Regions from separate parts of the Homo sapiens genome. Here region 1 is linked to region 2. A link is a contact called in ENCODE Hi-C or POLR2A ChIA-PET data. All regions are on one chromosome and are shown on one strand. The core of a region is the stretch at or near the end of the contact, and the rest is flanking DNA. Distances in the headings are between cores, read along the strand shown. Region 1 overlaps SPINT2 (serine peptidase inhibitor, Kunitz type 2). Region 2 overlaps SIPA1L3 (signal induced proliferation associated 1 like 3).

Region 1 (5,792 bases), core at 128-2,627, 240 kb before region 2:
CTCCCTTCCTGAGGAGGTAACAAACAGCCAGGATGGACAGATACATTTGCTAAAGGCAACTCTTGACTGGGATAGCTCAGAAAAGGTAGCAAAAGATAGTTCTCCCAAGTCCTCCTTCATAATGAATCACAGCTGACGATAGAAATACAGTAACTGGGTCAACGGTGGCTCACAGAGACAACACCAAGTCATCAAAAAAACATGTTAGGGGGAGTGCCGCTGAAAATATTTTTATTTATTTTTTACTTAAAGGCCAGTGTAATTGTTTGTTTTTTCAGTTAAAGTGAAATGTTTAGCTGGGCACAGTGGCTCACGCCTGTAATCCTAGCACTTTGGGAGGCAGGCAGATTGCTTGAGCTCAAGCGTTTGAGACCAGCCTGGGTAACATGGTGAAACTCCATCTTCACCAAATACACAAAAATTAGCCAGGTGTGGAGGTGCACGCCTGTAGTCCCAGCTACTTGAGAGGCTGAGGCACGAGAATCACTTGAACCCAGGAGGTGGAGGTTGCAGTGAGCCAAGATCACATCACTGCACTCCAGCCTGGTAGGCGACTAAGCGAGAAAAAAAGAAAAAAGTGAAAATCTTTAACATAGGATTTGGATGGCCAAACCCTCGGGTCTCTGGAACACTCGGGATGGAGCAGCCCCAAAGGGCCAATGTCTCATCACCACCAGCTCTCAGGAAGTCCTTCTCACTCAGCTAAGAGCCAGGGCACGCTGCTGGGAGGTTTAGGTTTTAATTTAAACTGTGAGGTTATCAGGGTCAAAATTACCTTGATTCCACAGAACTCCTCGCAGGTGAGGGCCGCAAAGAGGATGGATTCCAGGACGTATGTTTGTTTTAACTTGATCGGTAACTTGGCTGGGTGAGCTATTCAAGTCACTTGTCCCACAATTAAAAATAACCCAAATAGCGGCCAGGTGCGGTGGCTTACACCTGTAATCCCAGCACTTTGCGAGGTTAAGGCAGGCAGATCACCTGAGGCCAGAAGTTCAAGACCAGCTTGGCCAACATAGCGAAACCCCATCTCTACTAAAAATACAAAAATTAGCCAGGCGTAGTGGTGGACACCTGGAATCCCAGCTACTCAGGAGGCTGAGGTTGCAGTGAACCGAGATTGCTCTACTGCACTCCAACTTGGGCGACAGAGCAAGACTCTGTCTCAAAATAAAATAAAATAACCCAAATACCCAGGGAACAAGAGGGGCAGCCCTGTCGGAGTGGATCAAAAAGCCTCTGCTCAAGAAGGCAAGGCTACTTCCTCTTTGGTCTGCTCTGAAACTTGCACTTAGTAAAGTGGGAGAAAGGAAGCTGGGTCACGCTGGCCCCAGCTCTGCCCTGTTGTTTTGCTCCCTTTCTGGGAAGAGGAGGAGTGAGGGTCTGCTGTGAAACCACTGTACGGCCACCAGGACATTCACACGGTGCCTGTTTCTTCTGCTTTTTAAAACGTCACCCAGATTCCACTGTCAAGAACTAATAAAGAGAGGAAAGTATCCACATTCCAGTTAATAAATTGTCTCTAAAGAGCAAAATCTGGCTGGGCACAGTGGCTCACGCCTGTAATCTCAGCCCTTTGGAAGGCCCAGGTGGGAGGATCACTTGAGGCCAAGAGTCCAAGACCAGCCTGGGTAACATAGGGAGACCCCCGCCTCTATAAAAAATTTCAAAATGAGCAAGGTGTGGTGGCATGTGCCTGTAGTCCCAACTACTCAGGAGGCTGAGGTGGGAGGTTCTGCTTGAGCCCAGGAGGTGGAGGCTGCAGTGAGACCCTGTCTAAAAAAAAAGCAGGGGCTGGGCGCAGTGGCTCATGCCTGTAATCCCAGCACTTTGGGAGGCTGAGGCAGGCAGATCACAAGATCAGGAGATCGAGACCATCCTGGCTAACAAGGTGAAACCATGTCTCTACTAAAAACACAAAAAATTAGTTGGGCGTGATGGTGGGTGCCCGTAGTCCCAGCTACTCAGGAGGCTGAAGCAGGAGAATGGCGTGAACCCGGGAGGCGGAGCTTGCAGTGAGCCAAGATCGCGCCACTGCACTCCAGCCTGGGCGACAGAGCAAGACTCCGTCTCAAAAAAAAAAAAAAAAAAAAAAAAAAGGAAAAAAACAAAAGCTCCAACTACTGCCATCTCACCTGTGACAGTGGCACATTTCTTGAGGCACTCCTCCTTGGTCAGGTAATTATTGCTGTTTCCGTCACAGCCCCCATACACAAACAGCTGGCAGGATCCGTCAGTGACATTGTACCACCACCTAGGCATGGAGGCCCGGCATCTGCCCACCACCTTCGACACCAGGCAGAAGTCTGAAACGCGAAGCACAACCCGGTTAGCTTGGCAGGGCAATCCTGGCAACAAAGGACACGCACAGACCTGTACATGGATCCCCCAGGAGAACCAGAGCCTTGAGTTCCAGCAGTTCCCCTGTGAGCTGTTTCCCAAGCCCAGATCGTCAACAGGCCCACTCAGTGCTTCCTTCCTTGTATAAACACATCACCCAACAATAAAGACAGCAACCCACCCACTGAACTGTATTTCAGTTGTGTGTTTTGTCCCCTGTCCCCATTATTGAAGACATGCACATCCAGTGTAGAAACATAACTTTATTTATTTATTTTGGAGAGAGAGTCTCACTCCATCGCCAGGCTGGAGTGTGGTGACTCGATCTCAGCTCACTGCAACCTCTGCCTCCCAGGTTCAAACGATTCTTTTGCCTCACCCTCCTAAGCAACTGGAACTACAGGCGTGCGCCACCATGCTGGGCTTTTTTTTTCTGAACTTTTAGTACAGATGGAGTTTCACCATGTTGCCCAGGAGGGTCTTCAACTCCTGAGATCAAGCAATCCGCCTGCCTCGGCCTCCCAAAGTGCTGGGATCACAGGCACGAGCCACTACGCCCAATGGAAACATGACTTAAAAAAAAAAAAACAAAACAAAACCTGACTCCAAGACCCTTCTGGATGCTGCCCCATCCCACAGGGCCAAGGGGAGCTTAGGGCTGAAAGGTCAGAGCCAGAGAAGTGAAGTTGGGAAGGAGAGGCGCTATCAGCACCCTCGGTAGTCCTCACACGTGCTTTTCCTGATCTTTCCTGTCCACTCTCTGCCCAGGCAGGCCACAGGACACTCAAATTACTGGAAGAGCCTCAGAAGGAAGCTTCTTAACTCGAGTGCCTGCAGCCCAGCCCATGGCTCCAAAGACAACACAGGTCCTACCCCTGCACCACGGCTTGTTACAGCTCCTATTTGGGCACACCAAGATGGGCCTGGGTTTCAAGGCACCCTCAAATCTGGCCCTACTTTAGTAAAAGGGAAACAAAAGCCAATGTTATAAAATTCCAGCCAGAAACACTTCTTGCAAAAGGTCGGTACGCTCTCTTGAAAGGGAGAGAGAAACAATTGCTAGAAGCAACACCTGCACCAAAATAAGCCTTTCCACTGGAAGGATTGAAGGCGACCTGAAAAGAAAACAGCCTGGCTGTGTGGCTCCATGTCTGCTCCTGTATCACGGTTATCACCCCTCCCTAACCCTGGCCTTCACCCACCTCTGCCTGCTCAGCACAAGGGCATTCCAACCTGCACAGGGCCTGGCACAGGATGCTTGATAAACATGTCTCCAATAAAAGCATCCCACAGCCAAACGCTTGCTTAGATGTTGTCATTGACTCCTCGCTAGTTGTTTTCATGTTTGTTAGGTTTGTTTCACCCACTAGGGATATATCTTCTGTTGTGTCTCCCCAAATATGTCACAGTGATGGGCATGAAACCAGATGTTCCACAGAACACTAATCAACGGACAAAAAAGGTTGCTACTCTGCAAAACAAACAAACACATACATGCCTCCAAGGAAATCCCACCCACACAATAGATCACAGGTAAGTAGCACAGCAGAAAAAGCATCTTCTGAAGCAGGAAATTCCCTATCATTTGAAAAAAGCTAACCATGAAAAGTCACCCGTTAGAGGGTACCTTATCTAGACACTTCATATGAATGAAAGTGTACAGTATGTCCATAAAAGGCAAATCAATAGACACAGGAAGTAGATGAGTGGCTGCTTGGTACTGGGGGTGGGAATGGGGAGTGATGGGTAAAAGGATCTTTAGGGGATGATGAAAATGTTCTAAAATTGGATTGTGGCAATAGCTGCACAGCTCTGTAGAAGGTGCTAAAATCCTTGGATGATATACTTAAAACGAGTGATTTTATGATAATTTTTTTTTTTTTGAGACAGAGTTTCACTCTTGTTGCCCAGGCTGGAGTGCAGAGGCGTGATCTCCGCTAACTGCAACCTCCACCTCCCAGGTTCAAGCTGTTCTCCTGCCTCAGCCTCCCAAGTAGCTGGGATTACAGGCATGCACCACCACACCTGGCTAATTTTGTATTTTTAGTAGAGATGGGGTGTCACCATGTTGGCCAGGCTGGTCTCGAACTTCTGACCTCAGGTGATCCGCCCATCTCAGCCTCCCAAAGTGTTGGGATTACAGGTATGAGCCACCGCGCCCGGCCTATATAATTGTTTTTGAGATAGGGTCTTCCTCTGTCACCTAAGCTGGAGTGCAGTGGCAGGACCATGGCTCACTGAAGCCTTGCCTCCTAGGCTCAAGTGATCCTCCCACCTCAGCCTCCTGAGTAGCTGGGACTACAAGCAGAAAAAAAATTTTTTTTTTAAATAGGGGCACCTTTTGTCCATTACACATCAACCAAAACCAGCTGGCTGTACACCTGGAACAGGTACAATATGCCAAAGGTCACAAAACACATAATCAACAAGGTCCAGAGAAAACAGCAGGAGGAGGTCCTCTGGTGTGTGACTCTGCCCACCCCAACGCTGGGAGCAACACTGCCACCAACAAGACGAGATGAAGAGGACCCACGTGGGACCCAATTACAATCCAAAGCTGAAAACAGCATCAAGGCAAGAGCACCCAACAGCTACAGAGGCGCCAGCAGCCTCTCCGCCGCCCTGCCACAGTGAGCCCTGGCAGCCCCTCTGGCTGCTTTGTGTCTTAGCTTCCTAAGCAGTGTCAGACACAGCCTTTTTCCACAATAAACTTCAGGGGAATATTGTACACCTTAAATGGGTGAATCATATGGCATGTGAATTACATCTCAAAACAAAAACCAATAACCTGAGGGAGGGCCCAACAACACCCGGCGCCCAGGCAGGAACCACCCGACACCACACCTGAGAATGAAGCAGGGTGACCCACAGTATCATGGCAGGAATTCGGTAACTTCGTAAGTAAGGGTGCCAGGTACACGTGGCATGTGCCTGAGGGTGTGTAGGAGAAAAAATGCCTATTGAGGGATGGATGGCAGTTACCTTGGTGAATTCAACCCTGCCTAGAACCTGGCCAACATCTTTATAGGCCCAGACATGCACTCTTGCCAGTGCCCTCGTGCTGAGGAGACACAGGAGCACTGGCCTCAGCTAACAGCGCACGGGATGATACATGAGACCACAGCAGCAGGTGATGAATTTACAGTGAGAACATCACTGTATTCTGTCAAGCAGGTTGCATGCTGATGTGAATCAGCAAAACACCTTGGAAAGCAAGCATCAATGGAACACGATGCTTGAAGTCAGAATAAAGTTAGTTTACTGTATGATTCCTAAGAACATTCTCACCAACAGAATCTGTCAGGCAGGCCAAATGCTCACAGTAGCGGCTGAGGACAGCTCTTCCGGAGCACGGTCACGATCTGTCCCTGAGACGCTTCCTTTCTGGGGTGCTGCTGTGAGCCAGTGCCTCTTCTAGCTTGGATGCTTTCTGTTGACGTGCTGGGGGCTTC
Region 2 (5,519 bases), core at 2,775-5,274:
CAGTGCCAGGGATGGTGCCTGTCACTAAATGAGGTGCCCCTGACAGGCCATTAGACCCTCTGGCTTTCTCATCTATCAAATGGGGATCGAGTTCCCTCTTTGATCCATTGCCTGCCCTTTTCCTAGCCTGCTCTGAAACACAGGGAACTACATTTCCCAGGACTGCTGGTGAGGCTCAGCCAACAGGGGCAGTGGCAGAAGCCTGGAAGGTAGAGGTGGTGAGAAGCCAGGTGGTCCTCCCTCCAATGTGGACAGCATCTCACGCGGAGGAGGCCTCCGCCCAACACTGCCCTGGGCTCTGCTAAGGTGCCCTACTCCTTGCGCCCTTCAGCTCTGGTTGCTCATCTAGGGACTGGCCTCTGCCCCTTTTTGGTTTCTCTGCTCCTCCCCAACTTTTTTAACCAAATTCCCTGTATTGAATTCCTTCCGCTAAAATACCTAGAGTGGATTCTGTTTTCCCAACAGATACACCTGCCTTGTCTATGTCTTAGGGGCATCTGAGAATCAAGGGAGAAGACACACCATGGAAAATGAAAAGCACCACAGGATGATTTTATAGAAATGTCCTCCTCTCTTCCACGATGTACAGGCACGCTGTGGGCATGCAGTTTAAAGCTCCCCAAATGAAATGATACAATGTTCGAGATTTGTTTCAAAATGATCCAAAGGCAGAGGAATGGATGAAACAAGACTGGCCATGTGTTGGTCACCAAAGAATCTGGTGACAACTGTGTACATGCAGGCAATATATGCTATTTCTACCCCTGTAAATGCCTGAAATTCCCCATTACTAAAACAACTCAAGTGGGGCGTGGTGGCTCACGCCTGCGATCCCAGCATTTTGGGAGGCCAAGACGGGAACACTACTTGAGACCAGGAGTTCAAGACCAGCCTGGGCAACATAGCAAGACCCTGTCTCTACAAAAAAATTAAAAAGTTAGCAGGTGTGGTGGTGTGTGCCTGTGGTCCCAGCTACTCAGGAGGCTGAGGTGGGAGGATCACTTGAGTTCAGGAGTTCGAGTCTGCAATGAGCTAAGATCGAGCCACTGCACTCCAGCCTGGGCCACAGAGATACCCTGTCTCAAACAAACAAACAAAAAAACCAAACCAAACTAAGAAACAAATCAAAACCAACAGGTCTGTATTCTGTTGGTGGGGATACACCAGGTTCTAGTGGCAGAACCGTCTTTGAGGGCAACTTGTCAGTTCATTACATCAAAACCATGCATATCCCTGGACCCAGCAATTCTGGCTCCAGTAAAAACACTGGCTCAAGAACCCAGAGCTTCTTGGACGAGGCTCCCCACTGCAGCACTACTTGAGAAAGACGAAAAGATGAAACCCAAGAGTCTCTCATTAAAGAATCAGTAAATACATTTTGATATGTCCATATGATACAGGCAGTCATTAAAAAGAAAGAGGGTACATTTAACATGCTAACGTGAGAACATGTCTAGAGATAGTCATCAGAGACAAATGCTAGCTGTGAAGAAAAAGTATTTATCACGTCACATTAAAACCTATGTGCTACCCAGAGGAGAAAACTCTGGTAAATGTAGTGATATCCACAAACATGACTATAGCATTTACCATGTGCCAGGCACTGCTCTAAACACTTTACATATATTTTCTTTTCTTTTTAAGACAGAATCTAGCTCTGTCACCCACGCTGGAGTGCAGTGGCATGATCTTGGCTCACTGCAACCTCCGCCTCCCAGGTTCAAGTGATTCTCCCGCCTCAGCCTCTGGAGTAGCTGGGATTACAGGTGTGTGCCACCACACCGGGCTAACTTTTGTATTTTTTGTAGAGATGGGGTTTCGCCATGTTGCCCAGGCTGGTCTTGAACTCCTGGCCTCAAGTGATCCATCAGCCCCAGCCTCCCAAAGTGCTGAGATTACAAGCATGAGCCACCATGCCCAGCGCACACATCATACTTTTAAAAATTAAAAACTACACACGTGGAAATGAATATACAGCACTCGACTCAAATGTGAAAGAAAGGAGTAGCTCCAAGCCTGCTCTTCGGACAACTTTGACTATATTGTCTCTTGGACGACCCAGGAGAAGCCAGAAATTCCTCCACAGGCAGAGCCATTCTGACGTGCATTGAAAGTGAAAGGATACAACATTTGAAAGTTTAGAAACTTTAAAACAATAATAATGACGGTGATAGTGATAATAATTGCTAATGCTTTCAGATCACATATGTGTTAGGCGCTGTTTTTTTGTTGTTGTTGTTATTGTTGAGACAGTCTCACTCTGTTGGCCAGGCTGGAGTGCAGTGGTGTGATCTTGGCTCACTTCAACCTTTGCCTCCTGGGTTCAAGGGATTCTCCTGCCTCAGCCTCCTGAGTAGCTGGGATTACAGGCATGCGCCACCACGTCGGGCTAATTTTTGCATTTTTAGTGGAGACGGGGTTTCATCATGTTGGCCAGGCTGGTCTCGAACTCACGACGTCAAGTGATCCACCTGCCTCGGCCTCCCAAAGTGTTGGGATTACAGGCGTGAGCCACCATGCCCAGCCAGCACTGTCTTAAATGCTTTACATATATTATCTCATTTAATCCTCAAAATACCTTACAATATAGATACTACTATTATTTCCATTTTATATTTATGGCAGCTCTGAGGCTCAGAGAGGTGAACTAACTTGCTGGGTTACATGGCAGGGTCAGGATTCAAACGCAGGTCACCGGCTCCAGAATTTGCCTTCCAATGCCTGTGCTGACTGGGCCTCTCTTGGAAAGGGGAGCCTGAATTAGGTTAACAGGGGCATGAAGAGGCACTCAGCCAGACTCACCATCAGAGCATTAAAACCCCGGAGACCCCACTTGACACCCTTCGGATTGGTGAAACTGGGAAGCAGGACAACAGCAAAGTGGCGAGAGGTATGGGGAAGCGGGACCCTCCTGTGCTCTCGGGGGAACGCGGGTCAGAGCAGCCTCATAGAGAGCTCAGGAGTTCAAGATCAGCCTGGCCAATGGAGCAAAACCCCAGTTCTACCAAAAGTACAAAAATTAGCTGGGTGTTGTGGCAGGTGCCTTAATCCCACCCCTGGGGAGAGAGAATGCCTATCTCCGGCTGCAACTGACTCCTGGGGGTAAGCCCCATGGGTTCCTAAGGCAAAGGTAGGCGGATGCTCACTTGAAGCATGGTTTGAAGTGGGGTGGAGCTAGGGGCAACCTGGATGCCCAACACCAGGGGACCAGACACGTGAGCCGTGGCAGATGTACAGCATGTACAACTGTTCAGCTGCCAGACGCCATACACTGGACACACATCCAGCAACGTGGCTAGATGGCGAACACATGCTATTTGGTGAAAACCAGAAGAAACCGAAAGAATGAGATACAGAGCTCCAAACCCCGGAAGCTGACTCTTTACTCAAACCTCAATATATATTTTGCAAGGATGTGTGCACAGCTACAGACACACCGGAAATATTTCAGACTGGGGGAAGGAATGAAAGGACCTATAGAGGATGAAGATGGAAAGAGAAACAAAAACCTTCCCAGTGACAAGGGAGGAGACACCCATTTTTTTTCCCCACCATCAGACAAGTAGTCTTTGGCAGCCAGACTCCACTTGCCCCCTGTCCACCCCCCGCTTTTTTTTTGAGATGGGGTCTCGCCCTGTCGCCCAGGCTGGAGTGCAGTGGCGCAATCTCAGCTCACTGCAACCTCCACCTCCTGGGTTCAAGCGATTCTCCTGCCTCAGCCTCACGATAGCTGGGACTACAGGTGTGCACTACCACACCCAGCTAATTTTTGTATTTTTAGTAGACACGGGGTTTCACCGTGTTAGCCAGGATGGTCTCTTGACCTCATGATCTGCCCGCCTCAGCCTCCCAAAGTGCTGGGATTACAGGTGTGAGCCACCGCGCCCAGCCTGCCCCCTTTTTTGGGTGTTAACTGAGGGTGGATGATGCAGGAGGCAGAAATTGGACGCAAGTCACTAAACTTCTTCAAAAGAAAACCACACTTCTTTGTTCTCAAATGCCACAAAATCTGTTGGGCCTGACACGATTTGCTAACTTAGGGAGGGGACTTGGTCAGGGACTGAGCTTGGCAGGCATTAATGGTTGTCTACTCAGTTTCCACTTCTGCTTTTTTCAGCTACTAGACAACAGAACCCAGTTGGTCAAGAGTGATCAGGATGTGGCATTCCTCTAGTAACTTGACCGGCCTGGTTGAGGGGCACGTGACCTCAGCTGGACCAGCTGTAGACTGAGGGGAACCACTTATAACCATCAGTGGGGTGTGTTCTCTCTCTCCTGATGCCTGTGGACAAGGGCAAGTGGCCCTGATTATCACTGGAAGCCATTCTGGAACCAAGAGGCATACAGAGGCCTTTGGAGGCTGAGAACCTGAGTCCCTGACAGACATGCTTGAGCTGCTGATCCTATCCACCTGGTGCCCATCCACCCCTGGGCTTCTAGAACACATCACATGTCTTAACCATTGGCCAGATGGTGCCAGGGTTGTTACTTGCAACTAAAAAGCATCCTGACTGAGAACCACAAAGCAGCCTGCTATCTTTTAATTGTTAAACAAGAGAAAATCTCTGTAGGAGGGAAATGGGGCATTAGAGGCATGAACAGGAAGGGCCAATTCATCCTAGTGTATGGGAAATGTTCACCCAGGCTGCATGTCCCCTGCCCACCCAGAGGCACACGCACGATTCTCTGTGCACGAGAGCTCAGGAAACCCTCTGCAGTGGGTCACTGTTTCCCTCACATCCTTTACCACAGTGGAGTTACCGCCGGTTTCCCATGTTGTATTTCTCCTGATGACGGCAGGGGGTTAATCCCCAGCTGACTGGAGCTGAGGATGAGAGACAGGACCAGAAAGCCCAGCCTGGCACTCCTGCAGCTGCTCTGTTCCTGAATCAAAGGTCGGACTTCAGGATCTGGACTGCCGCTGGGGTCTCTAAAATGACACGTGGTCCGAGGCCCTCCATGAGGAGACCTGGCTGGCTGCGGTGTCACATCCCTCCGTCAGCATCAAGGGAAAGATACCAGTGTGGCAGGGGCGGGCAAAGGAGCGTGCGCTCTGGGGTCAGCCCGGCCCGGGTTCAATCATCGCTCTACCCACAGATCGCCTGTGACTGCCTCTACTATAAAGTGAGTGGCAGGAGGGATCGAGGTCGAAGGAGGAAAAAATAACACAAACCTACCCAGTGAGACATTGTGTCACTGGCCATGTCGGTTCATTCATTCAACAAATATTTACTGAGCAGCTCTTTCGGGCCAGGTCCTGTTCTAGATGCTGGGGATATGGCAATGCACAAGACACAGAATTCCTATGGTCAAACAGGAGCTCACAGGCTATACTATAGGGTGTAGACAGGCAATACACAAGCCCACAAATCCACTGTGATATGTGCCATGAAGAAAATAAACCAGGTGATATGACAGAGAGAGGAATGTGTAGGAGTGTGTGTGAGTGCGTGCGTGTGTGCGTGCGTGTGTGTCGGCGGGGGAGAACAGGCTGGCAGGAAGTATAGCAGAGTGATTAT

The links. A loop is a pair of places that touch in the nucleus more often than their neighbours do. ChIA-PET counts read pairs that join two places held with the same protein, here RNA polymerase II (POLR2A). Pooled maps may share reads with other maps.
Region 1: a pooled map shows a loop between it and region 2 (2.4-fold over the local background). The contact joins two enhancer-like sites. A Hi-C loop is called at or near these places in 1 of 50 pooled maps. POLR2A ChIA-PET finds 5 or more read pairs at or near these places in 3 of 52 experiments (B cell, activated CD4-positive, alpha-beta T cell and activated CD8-positive, alpha-beta T cell).

The regions. Positions count from the first base shown.
Region 1 is chr19:38,280,141-38,285,932 of GRCh38, reverse strand. SPINT2 (serine peptidase inhibitor, Kunitz type 2) reads right to left here. Exons shown (of 7, transcript NM_021102.4): 2 at 2,136-2,306. Among named protein-coding and RNA genes, the nearest start is that of SPINT2, 18 kb to the right of the region's middle. Within about 2 kb of position 1,377, at least 5 of the 41 ENCODE cell types and tissues checked have a DNase peak (open chromatin) inside an H3K27ac peak, as active enhancers do; they include B cell, where a contact is called at or near this core.
Region 2 is chr19:38,047,181-38,052,699 of GRCh38, reverse strand. All of the region lies in intron 2 of SIPA1L3 (signal induced proliferation associated 1 like 3), which reads right to left. Among named protein-coding and RNA genes, the nearest start is that of SNORD152, 110 kb to the left of the region's middle. RefSeq lists enhancers at 1-343, 3,080-3,609, 4,263-5,011. Within about 2 kb of position 4,024, at least 13 of the 41 ENCODE cell types and tissues checked have a DNase peak (open chromatin) inside an H3K27ac peak, as active enhancers do; they include B cell, where a contact is called at or near this core.